Regions from separate parts of the Homo sapiens genome. Here region 2 is linked to region 1. The links are chromatin loops, found by intact Hi-C in ENCODE. Cell type or tissue: heart right ventricle. All regions are shown on one strand. Region 1 overlaps SEC14L1 (SEC14 like lipid binding 1). Region 2 overlaps SEC14L1 (SEC14 like lipid binding 1).

What was found. Peaks named below come from ENCODE experiments on the same cell type or tissue, not always from the same donor. Only the 100,000 strongest peaks of a DNase experiment are listed, where the experiment ranks them.
Region 2: a loop joins it to region 1, with 5 times the contacts of the local background. A loop is called at or near these places in 48 of 110 quality-filtered maps.

Annotation. Positions count from the first base shown.
Region 1 is chr17:77,204,129-77,212,128 of GRCh38, reverse strand. SEC14L1 (SEC14 like lipid binding 1) reads right to left here. Exons shown (of 17, transcript NM_001143998.2): 11 at 6,783-6,853; 12 at 5,729-5,900; 13 at 5,267-5,401; 14 at 2,653-2,787; 15 at 1-179. Among named protein-coding and RNA genes, the nearest start is that of LACAT1, 46 kb to the left of the region's middle. RefSeq lists an enhancer at 1-64. In heart right ventricle, a CTCF peak has its summit at 3,518 (motif pointing right); a DNase peak (open chromatin) is centred at 3,569; H3K27ac peaks cover 7,525 bases.
Region 2 is chr17:77,150,045-77,158,044 of GRCh38, reverse strand. All of the region lies in intron 3 of SEC14L1 (SEC14 like lipid binding 1), which reads right to left. It also overlaps the pseudogene RNU4-47P. Among named protein-coding and RNA genes, the nearest start is that of SEC14L1, 13 kb to the right of the region's middle. In heart right ventricle, no CTCF peak of the experiment used is centred here; no DNase peak of the experiment used is centred here; H3K4me3 peaks cover 1,406 bases; H3K27ac peaks cover 5,330 bases.

The DNA.
Region 1 (8,000 bases):
TTGTCTATGAGCTGCACATTGTTCCCACCCGGAGAGGTGATGCTGTGGGCTCCCAGGGAGTCCTTTTTGGGTGGTTGTGGCGACCTCTTGGAGTGATAGATGTTAAACACAATGTCCCCTTTGCACACGTCGAAATCCCAAGTGATGACTGACGAGGCATCCACAATCTGAATGAGAATCTGAAAAAGAGGCAGCGTTAGGCAGCCACGATCCACGAGCACCAGGCCGGCATGCTGCGAGCGCATCGTGCTCTCCAGGGGATCCAGGGTGCAGGTGCTGAAGCTGGGGAGGGAAACGCTGAATGCGTATGGACGGATCTCTTTCCCCAGAGTCACACACCACCATCCATTCAACCGCTGGATCCTGCTACATGTCATGCACCAAGCTCTGTGTTCTTTGTGACCTGCACCTAGAGGTCCAAGATCTCCCATACACCATCTTCACACACACTCTAAGAGGCCAGGTCTTAGAAACACCAAACACTGTGAGCTCGTACATGAGTGGTTCAGAGGACTGCCCTGGGCTGGACAGAACAGAAGGCCCTGGAGAAGGTGAAAGCTAAAGAAAGAGCAGGCAGGGGAGCCTGAGGACAGCGTTCCCAGCAAGGGGGAAGCAGGGGCATGGAACCGGGCCTGCCGTGTGAGGCTCACACGAGAGAACAGTGGCGAGGCTGGGTGAGCGGGATGAGCCCCTGGCATAGTAGAGATGGGGTTGAGGTGGTCACCCCCTGGGTGCTGAGAACCAATTGAAAACCAAACTTACACAGCACCGACAGAGCTACCCAGGAGGGAATAATCAAAGTTAGTTTCAAAGATTGGGCGGGGGCGGACGTGAGAATGAAAAGCAGCTGTGCAGAGTTCTGCAGTCACTGAAAACTCCACCTAAGGAAGCAGCAGAGCCAGGCCCACGGCCCCTCTCAGCCCATGCACGCTGTCTGCTGTGCCCTTCAGCGCGTGGCTGCTCTACGAGCCGGGCCCCTTTAATCCCACCACTGCCACCTCACCACTGAAACGCCACTTCAGAATGTCCTTCCACAGCAGATTCAGTGAGGTACAAGGGTCCTGTCTAAGAACAGCAGGCGGCACCACGTGGCACGGCCCCCTCTTCAGCAAAGTGGCTCCCCAGGCAGCTCCATCCTGAGGCCTCGGCCCCCTGTGCTGACGGAACCTCTTTCCTGCATTCACAGTGGGGGCCTCCGCTTCAGCCTTCCTTTCAGTTTGTTGCCATCTCGGATCTGTGCTTTATTTAATACCCAAAGCAGAACGGAGGTTTTTACCATGTGGATGTCTACAGATGCCCCCGATTCACACGAAACACACTGCACCCCAAGTTCTTGAAACATGGACAAGAGCGATAGTGCCTAACAAACAAGGAACAAGGACTCGGTCCCTGGAGCCTGCCCTCCCGGTAAGAAATGAATACAGACAATCCTCAAGACGTTATGAAATCTGAGATTCCTCTATGTATGTATCTACAAGTAAGGCACACCAAATCTGTCTCTGCTTGTTCAAACCATGGCAACAGCATTCCCTTATCCACCTGCCCTGCAAGCACCAGGTGAGCCACTCAGGAAGACACCCCAGCAGAAGCCACTGGCAGATGGCTGACCCAGGTGCCACCACGGCAGGAAGCAGGCCGCAGTCAGCTCCCGGCCAGCACCATTGCCCAAGCCAGCACCACATCCTCACTGACACCTGCTCTGCACAGAGTGCCACCATCCTCTCCAACAACTCTGGGCCACGAACCTTGTCCTAGCTGAGAAGGGAGATTCCGCTGCAGGCCCCTCCTGCTTCAGGTCACTCGTGATGCTACAGGACAGACATATGGCATGCACAGGAACACGGAACGCCCTTGCTTCTCTACCAAAAGTGACAGCAAAAAAGGAATACAGGAACACCCTCCTTGCTCCATTAGACTTACAGAAATCGGAAAATCCCCAAGATATCTATAAATAACCAAAACCCAGCCAAGAAAAAGTAGCAAACGGGCCAGGTACAGTGGCTCACACCTGTAATCCCAGCACTTTGGGAGGCCAAGGCAGGTGGATCACCTGAGGTCAGGTGTTCGAGACCAGCCTGGCCAACATGGTGAAACCCCACCTTTACTAAAAATACAAAAATTAGCCAGGCGTGGTGGCGGGTGCCTGTAATCCCAGCTACTTGGGAGGCTGAGGCAGGAGAATTGCTTGAACCCATAAGGCGGAGGTTGCAGTGAGTTGAGATCATGCCAGTGTACTCCAGCCTGGGCAACAGAGCAAAACTCTGTCTAGAAAAAAAAAAAGAAAAAGTAGCACATGAAACTTGTTCAATATAACCATGAAATAAACTAAATTCAGGAGTTAAGTGCTCCAACAAGGAAAGATTAGCTATTCCTATCTCTGTGTTTGGTGGCTTTAGTAAAATGGAGGTCAAGAGATCCAATTTCCTTTCCAGGCACTCTGATCAAGCACAGCTAGTTTCTATTCTGAGAGAGACCCATTCTTCGACGTTGACATTTACTGAAACTAAATATCGAGTGTCAACAAAAGCCTAAAGACAAAGAGCAGAAAAACGAGTGGACTGTTCTGAATGAAAGGCTGCCAGGAAGCCCTGCGAGGGCCAGGCCCTCTGCGGAGGAAGGGCCGGCCCAGGTGCAGGAAGGCGGAGGACGTACCTCATGTGGGGCTCCTTTGAAGACGCTTGCAGACTGGTAGATGGTCTCAGTCCAGAGCTTCAGGTCTTCGTTCTCCAGCTCCTCTGCAGTCCGGTACAGAGATTTGGGGACCAGTCCACCCTCTGGCACTTCGCACTGGAAGAAGAAACACAGCAGTGAAACCTGTGCAAACACAAACCAACCCCACGAAACCCAGACACACCGGCCAGCACTATCCCCCTGCACTCAACTTCTGGAGGTTGCTGAGAAAATGGAAAACACTGGCAGGGTCGTAAAACACTCTGCACTACTGAGCAATATGTTTTTAAAAACCACTTAAATACATGTGTTTTACTCTGCATAAACGGGAACAAGTTGAAGCTGATGTACCACAGAATTCCTACTAAAATGCGTGAGGCACTGCACCCAGTTACTAAAGCTGACTCATATAAGCATTAGGGGTATTTATATTGCCCTGTAAAGGAAAAGTATTACTTTAAGAAAAGAGTTTTGCTCTCAATAGCCACAGGCATTATTTTTATGATAGGGAATTATAGTGAAGATACAGAATCAATGAATAATGTTTTCTGTCTAAAGTCAAATGACTGGTCTATAACACCAGCCAAAAACTAATGAAGAACTTCTTTTGAATTTGCCTGAAACAAGTTGAATTAGAACTTGTACATAACATAAATCTCCTAATTGACCTTGACACAATGACTCCACACTAAAGTTCATAAAATCGAAGTCCTCGTTCTATTAGCCTTGGGAAGCAACTACATAGAAAATAAACATTTCAGTCTTCAGCCTGCAGTACAGCATAAGTGTCAAAGCAGTGATGTCGTGGTGGAAAAATACCAGACTGCCCGCTGGTTAGTAACCTCCGGCCACCAGAGAGCAGGAGGGAACAACCTCCTTTCAACAATCAGCCTCAACAGCAGCTCAGGAGAGAGGTGAAGAAGCCTTAGAAGGCCCAAGTTTTTGGACAGTTCAATTAACCACAAAGACGCTCAGCACCGCAAACACACTACGGAGGTCGGCATGTGACAAACAGGCACAACGCGGTGAGGCAGGTCTCCTTGGGCTCCAGCTCAATTCTTCGTGTCATAATTGGAAGCAGCAACAACACGGGATGGCTAGCTCATATCATGAAAGGAGTTCAGAGGTTTCTACGAACCTGAGCCTGCGGTTTAACCTCATAGGCGCTTGCTAAATTCTGGTCCTATAACCTTTACTGTAACTTACTTGCTCTTTGCATTGTACTGTGATGATGCCTGTAATTTCCTTAAAGTGGAACTGATGAAGTGAAAGCTAAATTCATTTGTTTTCTAAATTTCTCTAACCATTCAGAAAGTCCAAAGTCCCCTGAATGTCCAATTCATTAGCTAAATACCTGAGTCAAACCCAGTGGGTACACATTCCAAACGGGTAACTTTTCATATGAAGGATGACTAGAGAGCCCTTCTGAAAAGGAGCTTCACTCCCTGCTGAGTTCAGCCACCGCCGTGTGCCATGGAACAAGTCACTGGGACTTCTAGAGGCTCTGGCTTCCGTAATGCTCCCAAGACACAACTGTGCACCATGGGCTAGAAGCCTATAAGGACCCCAAGGTTCTGAGCTTCTCTGAGTACAGGATATAGAAGTGGAGGCCTCTGCTTCATTACCCAGCAACTCAGTATATTAAAAACCCCAAACGTATGTTGAGAACCACTTCCCTTCGTTTTTTTACTTTAAAAATGTTATCCAGGCCAGGCATGGTGGCTCATGCCTGTAATCCCGGCACTTTGGAAGGCCGAGGTGGGCGGATTACTTGAGGTCAGGAGTTTGAGACCAGCCTGGCTGACATGGTGAAACCCCATCTCTACTAAAAATAAAACAATTAGCTGTGGGTAGTGGCGCATGCCTGTAATCCCAGTTACTCCAGAGGCTGAGACTGAAGAATCGCTTGAATCTGGGAGGCGGAGGCTGCAGTGAGCTGAGATTGCACCACTGCACTCCAGCCTGTGCAACAGAGCAAGACTCCATCTCAAGAAGAAAAAAAAAAACCAAAAATGTCATCCAGTCTGGGGCAAAATAGTGAGACTCTGCCTCTACAAAAAATTCGCTGGGTATGGTGGTGCACGCCTACAGTCCCAGCTACTTGGGTGGCTGAGGTGGGAGGATCACCTGAGCCCACCAAGTCAGGCTGCTGAGCTGTGATCGCACCACTGCACTCCAGCCTGGGTGACAGAGCCGGACCCTGTCTCCATAAAAAAAAGGACGGGGAGGGGCGGGTGGGAAATTTTGAGAACTGATTCAATTTTTTAACAGTATTTTAGAAAATATGACAGCTCCTCTAAAATTGTTTAAAGATCTGATTCACACAAAGCCGTGTGAATCAAAGCAAGCTGCAATCGTATTTGATTCTACGAATTCTCATTCGTATTTAACAATGAAGAAATGTACAGTATCAACAATTACTTCAATGGTTCTCTTTAGCTTAACCCTGGATCAGAGAAATGGCGGCCAAAAGAAACAAAACAAAAACAAAACATCCAAACAACTGGAAGTTCTGAAAATCATTTGTGCAAATCGACACCGACCTCTCCCACCTGCATAAGGGGCCAAATGTGCAGTTCCTCGCCTCAGGACATACCATGCACTCCCCACTCAGGAAATCTGGAATAATCTCTTTGTCGATGTAATCCAGCAGGCCTCCAGGACCCTGGTAGTCATTTCCTGCATAAATGAGGAACTTCCTTCTGGTGTTGTCATCAATGAACGGACTAACCTGTGAGGAGGAGAAGACCATGCAGTCATATTTCTCTGCTGCCTGAGTGTCCAAGATTAAAATGACAATGTGGTATTCTGAGTGGGAGGGTGGGGGGAAGACATTCAAGTTTATATACTTCTTCTGTAAAGTCTATTTGCATGGCATTAGGACACTCACATTTTGTTTTTCCCCTTTCTTAAACAATTTGAGAAATTTTATATCTTTGCATGTTATTGTTTTTTTTCCTAAGAAGTTAAGACTTTAGGTCACAGACACGTGTATATGAATGCATGTTATCTGCTTTCCAAATGGCTCACAGTTACTGCAAAAAGCATCTCAACCCACCAGCGTCCAGAGCACAGGAAATACCCTGGGCGCCCGCAGGATGAGAAGGCGGCCCAGTGTCTCAGGGTAGTTGGCCTCCACCACCTCGATGATCCGCAGCAGCGCTTTCACACCAGGTCTCCACAAGTGGCGCATGTTCAGCCCTTCCAAGTCCACCAGGCAGGTCCATGAGCTGCAGGTTGTGCAGAGATGTGTTTCATTCAACAGACAGCACACTTAGCAAACTGTGTCTTATTTTCTTCCTTTTTGGTCATTTATAGCTATTTCCAAATACATCATAATCAATTTTTTTAAATTATAGTGCTATGTATAGTGCTATGAACCCTGTTTATATCTACTTGTACAAAACACACAGGATCAGTGTGGTAGGACCAAGGCCTGAAACTGCAATTAAGGCTGACTGATAATGCACGAAAAGCTCTCTCAGATATGCTCAGTGAGCCGGCAAGCAAAGCCACAGTGTGCTGTCCTCGACGTGCTAAACCACCCCCCAACCTGCCATCAACAGGGCACACAGCTGGTATTTTAACACATATTGCATCTGAACTGCAGTGGGCTATGCTTCAACAGAGAGAGAGGCAAGCACTGTCCCAGGAGCTGAGAATACAGCAGTCAGCAAAAGGCCCTCAAAAACCCTGTTCTCATGGAACTTACATCCCAGTGAACCATCTACACCCTTATCAATGTCAACCTCTGAATCACTAAACATTTTCAGAACTCTTTACTGTAACTTAGAGCTTGGTTTAAGAACACAGAGTCATCTGGGTGGGGAGGGGAGGCAAAAACAAGCAAACGATCTGCAGCCCTGGGCTCCTGCGGCCCGCACAGACTAAGCAGACAGGCCAACCCACTCTGGCTGACGTCACAGCAATGCCTGGGGTCAAAAAACACTAACTGTCTGTCCCTCGTCACTGGCATATTACATGTTCACTTCTTGTCTACCTTTTAGAGCACCTTGGAAAATAATAAGTAGATTTTAATTCCAAAAATCAACTAGAAATATTTAATTCGTTTTCTCAGTAAGTTGAAAGGAAAAACAAAATCCCACATCTACCTGATAGGCCGACCAAAGACTTTTGTATTCTCTTCGCATCGCCTTAGCCCTTCTTCATTTATGGAGAGAACCTACATACAAAAGGGCATGAAAATTTACCATGATTAGTTTAAGGCTAAAACTACCGCGTCCAGCTATGGAAGAGGGACACTAACAGCGTATTACAGATAAGCATGTAAATCAAAAAAGTCACCTATGGAGATTTTCTTACACATTCACATGCGCTAAACACATCACCACCAACAAATAAATTCTACTTTTGAAAGAGAATAAACACTGTCATGTGTGGCAAAGGTAACGGCTATCCAAAGTGAAGCACAGAGGTATCCCCAGATGAGCAGGGGCCTGGCTCTGGGGCTCTGTCTTCAGAACAAGTGCATGGGAACAGGAGATGAATGTCTGTGAGTGTGAGAACACTCTGATACCACATGTGCCCGCCAAGAGAAAAGGCAGCCTGAGAACAGATGTAAGGCATGGCTCAAGCGATCCTTTGCTTTAGGTTAATAAACCCCTCCCCTGTAGATAAAGTCCATCCCTATCTTTATGTGTGAACGTGTGCATGTGGGGATATATAAACACACATAGCGGTGGGGGCAGACTAACACAATACACAAGGGAATGCCAACAGTGAGCCAGGCTCAGTGGTGGTGCTTGTAGTCCCAGCTACTCAGGAGGCCGAGGTGGGAGGACTGCTTGAGGACAGCAGTTTGAAGCTGCAGTGAGTCGTGATGACACCCACGAATAGACACTGTACACTGTACCCCAGCCTCAGCAACAGAGTAAGACGATGTCTCTTTAAAAAAAAAAAAAAAAAAAAAAAAAAAGCTGGCTGGGCAGGGTGGCTCAAGCCTGTAATTCCAGCACTTCGGGAGGCCAAGGCGGGAGGATCACCTGAGATCAGGAGTTCGAGACCAGCCTGACCAACATGGTGAAACCCCGTCTCTAGTAAAAATATGAAAAAATTAGCTGGGCATGGTGGCGGGTGCCTGAAATCCCAGCTACTCAGGAGGTTGAGGCAGGAGAATCACTCGAACCTGGGAGGTGGAGGTTGCAGTGAGCCAAGATCACACCATTGCACTCCAGCCTGGGTAACAAGAGTGAAACTCCGTCTCAAAAAACATAATAAAAAATAAAGCCAAAAATGCGTATTTCAGGATAATGGGGCTATAAATACGTCTTTTAAGTTTCTGTTTGTTTTCAAATTGAAGGACCATCTTC
Region 2 (8,000 bases), 54 kb after region 1:
CCAGGCACGGTGGCTCATGCCCAGCCCACATGCTTGTTAATATAACGTGGACATCACTAAATAAACTCAAGAACAGCAATTTGGAGAAGTACATAAAGCAAACAGTCTCCTTCTAGTGTATGTTAAATCCGTCACATGAAAACATGATGTAATAAGAGCCTATTTATACAGCCTGTTGAAAAAAACCATTCGTTTGAAAAACTTTTAAATAAAAGTTATGGCCAGGCATGGTGGCTCATGCCTGTAATCCCAATACTTTGGGAGGCCAAGGCAGACGCATCACGAGGTCAGGAGTTTGGGACCAGCCTGACCAACATGGTGAAACCCCGTCTCTACTAAAAATACAAAAATTAGCCGGGGATGGTGGCGCATGCCTGTAATCCCAGCTACTCAGGAGGCTGAGGCAGAAGAATCGCTTGAACCTGGGAGGTGGAGGCTGCAGTGAGCCGAGATCATGCCACTGCACTCCAGCCTGGGCAACGCAGCGAGGCCCCATCTCAAAAAAAAAAAAAAAGTTATAATAGAAACCACCCTCCTTTCTTCCTATCCCATGTACTACAAATTCAAATGATGCAAATCCACACCAGGGGTTCTCCAGCTTGAGCAGGCGTTAAGAATCACCTGGAAGCCTTGTGAAGCCACAGACTGCGGGACTCACCTCCAGAAATTCTGACTCAGTGAAGAATTAGGATTTGGAACTCTTCGAATTTACATTATAAACCAACTTTGTGTGAGAAAATTCAAATGAAGATAATACGTGTTTGGAGAAGAGCTTTCTAAATATTAATGCCATAAATCCTGCAACATACCAATGACCACTTAAATCAATTTACTTCTTAAAATATGTACCCTGTAGCTTTTAGTTCTGGGCCTTGATTTTTAATACATACACAAGCATTAAACTAGGAAAAAGAAAAGAAACACACACATTTTGTGATTAGGCCTACCTCATGCTATGGAATAACTTATTTATTAAGAAAACAAGAATTATGTAATAACTCTTGGGTTTTAAATTTGGAGAAATCTTAAAGTCAGATTACCATTCCACCAGAGTCAAGAATTTTACTTAAAATAAATTTATGTTCTGTAGGAGAACCAAAGAAATAGGATTTTGTATATACTTTGTATTCATCACTACAGGAGAAAAGCCACTCAAAACACTAAGTGACACATAAACCAGGACACGCTTTTCAGGCAACTAGAGGGATTATAAGCTTCAGTTCACTGAACTATTTTACTCACAAAACATGATTTGCATCAGATTCTTTTGAACCATAAATAGTAAATACAGCCGACCAAACGACTATGTTCCAATGTAACCTTTTGTCAAAATTTTCATTATGTCATGGGATTAGAGTAAAAAAAAAACAAAAAACAAAATTTCACTGACAGAGAAGAAGTGATGCAAGAAACGAAAGCATACACTGCAAGACCCTCTACTCTTCATAGACATCTTTTTTTTTTTTTTTTAAGACGGAGTCTCGCTCTGCTGCCCAGTCTGGAGTGCAGTGGTGTGATCCCAGCTCACTGCAACCTCAGCCTCCTGGGTTCAAGCAATTCTCGTGCCTCAGCCTCCCCAGTAGCTAGGATTACAGATGTACGCCACCACGCCCAGCTAATTTTTGTATTTTTAATAGAGATGGGGTTTCACTATGTTGGCCAGGCTGGTCTCAAACTCCTGACCTCAAGTGATCCGCCTGCCTCAGCTTCCCAAAGTGCTGGGATTACAAGTGTGAGCCACCGTGCCTGGCCGAGAAATCTATTTTTGAGGGCATGAGGATTTGATTCTCACCCTGGGAACACTGGCAGTTGCAGGGAAGGTGACAGAGAGAGGCAGAGAGACCAGTGGAGTGTCAGGACCCTACAGCGGCTGCCAGTGCACAGAGAGGAACCTCCACCAGGAGCAACTGCATGCAGCCAGCTAGAGTCAGCCAGGTGAGAAAGCAGGAAAGGTATTCCAGGCAAGTATGTGGTCAAGGCACCAAGATCATGACAAAAAATGGTATACCTAGGAAACAGCAAGAAATTCGACATAATTAGACTGTGCAGTGGGTGTGGAGGCCTCGCCATGGAGAGGAGGCTGCAGGACAGGCAGAAGGCCAATGACAAAGGATTCTGGGAGCCAAGCTTAAGCTGGGAACCTCATCTTAAAGATGAGGTACGTGGACTGGGCGAAGTGGCTCACGCCTGTAATCCCAGCTGAGGCTGAGGCAGGAGAGAGGCGGAGGCTGCAGTGAGCCGAGATGGCACCACTGCATTCTAGCCTGGGCAACAGAGCGAGATTCTGTCTCAAAAAAATTAAATAAATAAATAAATAAAGATGAGGTGCAGGCACTTCATCATTTGAAACTTGCAGGCAGCACAGTCAAGTTTACAATGTACCGATCTCTCTGGCAGCAGCCCCAAGGACGAGCAGAAGAGTGAGGGGTAGACTCAGGGTCCAGAGGCTGTTGTAAGGAGGAGTGGTCTGGGGCTAAGCCACCAAGGCTACAGAAGAGCAAAGTGAGCGCCCATCCAGGAGACATCTCTGCCAGCTCCCATCTGGGCACCAGCAAGACTGAGGGGTGAGGAAGGAAGGCTGCCAGGGATGCCTGGATTTCTGCTCTGAGGGTAAGGTACCTGCGGGGCCACACATCTAAAGCAGCAGCTCAGGGGAAAGGGAGAGCTTCTGAGTGGTGTTTTATTGGTTTGGTTTTTACTGGGGTGGGTGTGTGGGTGTGGGTGTGTGTTTGTTTCTGTTGGGGTGTGTGTTTTTTGCGCAGGCAAGAGGAGATGAACTCTGTTTCAGAGGCATTAAATCTGCCTGGGACAGTGAAATGGAGATGTCTGCCAGACACCTGGCTTGGAGTTTGGAAGCTCCTGGGGGGCATCTCGGGTGAAGACAAAGCTTTGAGATCTTTAGTTTATAAAGTGACAGGTGAAGCCACAGGTTTAAATGGGGCTGCCCAGGAAGTGCTGCCCAGTAAGAGAGCCAGATAGCTATGCCTAAAATAGCATTAACTGCTCATTAAAACACCTATTATTGCCAGAAAATGCAAAATATACAACTGGGGGTCCCCAAACAGCAAAATCAGAGGAAAAGGAACAAACAATCCATCCGCACCTTAATAAGGCAAGAAAGTGGAATAAAGAAAGTCCAGATCAGAAGGGGAAGGCCGGACCCCTAAAAGGAAAAGAAGTAAGGACGCAGCCATCTACTGAAATACACAAGACATTTACAAACTGGACGCTTATCAGTACCTCGGATATTCTACTGATACACATGGCAGTACAGATCACTGAAAAACAGGGCAGATGTCTGAATGGAAAATGGATCCAGTACATATAAAGATACACATAGCAATTATTTCATATATTGATACATAATTATAGAGACAGACTTTTCTTAAAAAAAAACCAAAAAAAAACAAAAAAAACCAGAAGGGGCCAGTAGAGTCCTCCCTCGGTATCTGGAGGGGACTGGTTCCAGGATGTCCCTCCAATCCCAAAACCTGTGGATGCCCCAGTCCCTGATATAAAAATGGAGTGGCATTTACATTTTATATTTAACCTACACACATCCTCTCATATACACAGACACACATCTTTTAGATACAGGGCCTCGCTCTGTTCACACAGGCCAGAGTGGCACTGCAGCCTCAAACTCCTAGGCTCAAACAATCCTGTCTCAAGTCTCCTGAGTAGCTGAGACTACGGGCATGCGCCACCACACCCAGCTAATTTTTTTTCAGTTTATCATAGAGACAGAGTCTCGCTAAGTTGCCCAGGCTAGTCTCAAACTACTGGCCTCAAGTGATTCTCCCGCCTTGGCCTCCCAAAGCACTGGGATTACAGATGTGAGCCACCACACCCAGCCCTCCCGTACACTTTAAATTCTCTCTACATTACTTATAATACCAAATACAATGTAAATGCTATGTAAATAGTTGTTGCATGCGTTTTATTTGTATTACAGTTTATTGTTGTATTATTTTTGTTGTTTTTCCTGAACATTTCTGATCCACGGTTGGTTGTATCTGTGGGTGCAGAACACAAGGATACAGAGGGCTGCTGTCCTCTTACATCAACTTGTACCATGCAAGAAAATTACAACGCAATATATGCTTCTTGTTACAACATGCAAAATAATTCCACTAGAACTATATAAAAGTGTCTGCTTCACTAGCGTACAGGTCAAAAATCAAGAGAGATGGATCAATTATAACATCTGCCAACCAAAATCCTCTCTACAGTGAACTTCTCTGGGGAAGCTTCCCCAGGCAGCCCAACAGCCCTATCCAGAGCTCTAATAAAAGAGACAACAGAAGAGGGCAAGGACTGACTGCCCAGCACAACTGGACACCTCAGACCACAAACACCACCCACCTCCTCAGCCCCAGGCCAGACTCCTGCCAAGTGCCTGCTGCATGCACTACATAGAAACGCTGCCAATAAATTAATCCCTCTCACCTGCTTTCAGTACAAAATGAGGACCCATTCAGTGTTAAAAAGTAACTACAAAAATAAATAAATAAGGAGTAACCATAAATAGAATGGCCTAGTTTAATTTGGGAAAAAAATATTTTGCATCTTATTTGCAACTCAAAATTATATAGAACAATCCTAGGAAGAAAAGGGGAGCAGCTGGTTTTAACTATTAGTTTCCATCTCTGCCAGCAAATGTTTAAACAGAACTGCTAGCCAGGCTCAGTGGTTCACGCCTGTAATCCCAGCACTTTGGGAGGCCAAGGAGGGTGGATCACTTGAGGTCAGGAGTTTGAGACCAGCCTGGCCAACGTGGTGAAACCCCATCTGTACTAAAAATACAAAAATTAGCCGGGCGTGGTGGCGCATGCCTGTAGTCCCGGCTACTCAGAGGCTGAGGCAGGAGAATCGCTGGAACCCGGGAGGCGGAGGTTGCAGTGAGCCAAGATTGCGCCACTGCACTCCAGCCTGGGTGACGAGTGAAACTCTGCCTCAAAAAAATAATAATAATAAATAAATAAAGAGAACTGCTAAAGGGTGGCTGCATTGATTGAATTTAGGTCCACACCTTCTCCTTACAGCCTATTTGCTGTAAGGAACAATTAAATCAGCAAAAGGTTAAGGTAACTGAACAGGACAAATGACCCAGTTTCTCTAACAAATCAATGGCATGAAAGGAAACAAAAGGAAAGGGAGAATGTTAGAGAATAAAGGAGACCCAAGAAACATAATAACCAAATACAAATGGCTTTATTTGAAGCAGGATCCAAGCAACTTATGAAAGACATTTTTTAGACAAGTGAGAAAACATGAACGTGAACTGTGTATTAGATGATCATCAGGCATCACTAGTACTTTTGTTAGGTGGGATAACAACATGGCGGCTGTGTTTAAAAAGGAGAAAGGCTCTCTGCACAGTGGCCCCATCATAGTCAGTGAGGTTTACCCGAGACGTGATTATTGCTCATTGAAAACTTCCCAATACCACAAGATAACTTGCAATAGAGCTGGCACCGGCCATTTCCATTTTTTTTTTTTTTTTTTTGAGACGGAGTCTCGCTCTGTCACCCAGGCTGGAGTGCAGTGGCATGACCTCGGCTCTCTACAACCTCTGCCTCCTGGGTTCAAGCGATTCTCCTGCCTCAGCCTCCTAAGTAGCTGGGATTACAGCTGCCTGCCACCACGCCCGGCTGATTTTTGTATTTTTAGTAGAAACAAGGTTTCACCATGTTGGCTAGGCTGGTCTCAAACTCCTGACCTCAAATGATCCACCCGCCTCAGCCTCCCAAAGGGCTGGGATTACAGGCATGAGCCACCGTGCCCAGCCAGCACTGACCATTTCTGACAGTCTCTATGGAGACTGAATATTTTGGTTTAAAAAAAAGTCTGCCTTAGTAATCTTAAGCAACAGGAATATAATTTCAAATTTAAAAAAAGAAAAATTAGCTGGCATGGTGGTGTGAGCCTGTAGTCCCAGCTACTCAGCAGGCTGAGGCAGGGCTCCTTGAGCCCAGGAGTTCGAGGCTGCAGTGAGCTATAATCGTGCCACTACACTCCAGCCTAGGTGACAAAGCAAAACCCTATCTCAAAAAAATAAAAATAATATAAGCAAAAGGTTAGAGATGTACACTGAAGTATTTGTCAACAAATTAACAAGATACCTGAAATCTGCTTTAATACACCAGGAAAGAAAAAAGTGGGTACAACTGATAAAAATATTGGCAAGAGTTTGTTTTGTTTTTTAGAGACAGGGTCTTACCACGTTGCCCAGGCTGGTCTCAAACTCCTGGCCTCAAGCCATCCTCCCCACTTGGCCTCCCAAAGTGCTGGGATTACGGGCATAAGCCACTGTGTCAGGCCCGGCAAGATGCTGGTAACATTGAAACTGGGTGATGGGTAAATGGCATTTATTATATGATTCTCTCTACCTGTGTATGCTTGAAATTTTCCATAAAACAAGGTTTTGGGGTTTGTTTGTTTTTATAAAAACCAGGTAAATCAGAGAGGCGAGAAGCTGAATCTGATACATCTTATTTCTGCTTGAAATATTTTCCTACTGCACCACAACTGCCTTCACTCTAGCGCATTAAAGACACTTGGATACAGCTCAGGAAAAGCATGGGGAAAAACCAACTGGAATGCATAATGCTGAGACGGAACACAAGGGAGAAGGTCTGGCTCTGTACAAAGGAGCACGTGATGAAAGCTCACTCTAATTGTCCATTTTCAAAACCAACTAAATCTGACTAATTACACCACCCCAGCTTTGATGAAATGCAATAGGACTCACGCGATGGCATTCACAACTTTACAAACGAGGGCAGCACAGTCTCCCACTGATTGACCAGGTCCTTTTATATGTCATAGGAGAAAATGGAACATTTCCCTCCACTTCCAGACTTGAACAAAGTTGGGTTTTAAGTCACCTACCCCAAAAAGTAGATTGCTTATTCGTTTGGGTAAAAACAAATTCTACTGCACATTAGGCTGCTGGAAGATCTAAGAATACCTTGATGAATGAAAAGATGTATTTCAATATCACACCTAACCATCAGAAACTAAAAAAACCAGAATCAGAAATACAAAAAGGCCCAAGGATGAAATCCAGGATGAGAGAAAGAAGACATGCTCTGAGAAGATGAACGATGGACTGAAAATATTTCCTGTAACTAAAACAATGCTGAAAATCTGACGTGCACAGGACCTCAGTCAGAGGAAGAAAAAGTTAGAGAAAAGGGGACAGGCAGCTCAGAGAATATTCAGGCAAGGTACGGGTGGGCGGATGGATGGTTTCTGAACGCAGCTAGCTGCCACAAAGATGGAGAAAGGGCAAAGCAGGACCTGTGCCCCCTGCCCAACCAACCAGAGGAACGACATGGGCACAGCTGCCCAACATGGGCACAGCTGCCCGTCAGAAAGTGTTCTCCCTCGGGCATTTCGCACTCCACGGAGGCCCTGATTAAGGAAGAGCAGTGTCTCCTCACCCTGAAGTAAGATATATGAGTCGCGAGTCCATCCTGGGATCCCTCACGTCTCCCTGTTTTGTATATGAAATTGGAATGGATGAAAGAGCTTCAATATAAATGCCTATTTGATCTAACAGAGATGCACATTCATAGTCATTTACTCACTTATAAACTGATTCAGTTCCCCTGGTATTTGGAGGTGAGAAGGGGCAGGGTATCTGGAAGGGAGAGGGGGAGACTGTGGCATCACCAGGTCGCCCTTGCCTACCCTCACCCCTGCTGTCTGTTTCACTCCAGCACCTCCTCACAGCAGTCTTACACTAGTCACTGGCCTAGCAGGTTACAAAGCTGGTCTGTGGCAGGCACAGGTTTGTACCTGGCCTCAAAGCAAATCTCTTTCTCTTCCTTCCTCCGGTCTTAATGGGAAGACATGAGACACCTGAGAGGAAAGGGGGAAAAAACCCCAAATGCCAGAGTACAAAACAAAATAAAGCAAGAGGAGCAGGAGAGCGAAACAAATTCTTTTGTACTCGGGCCATTTAATCGACAACTGTGGTTACTCTGAGAGCA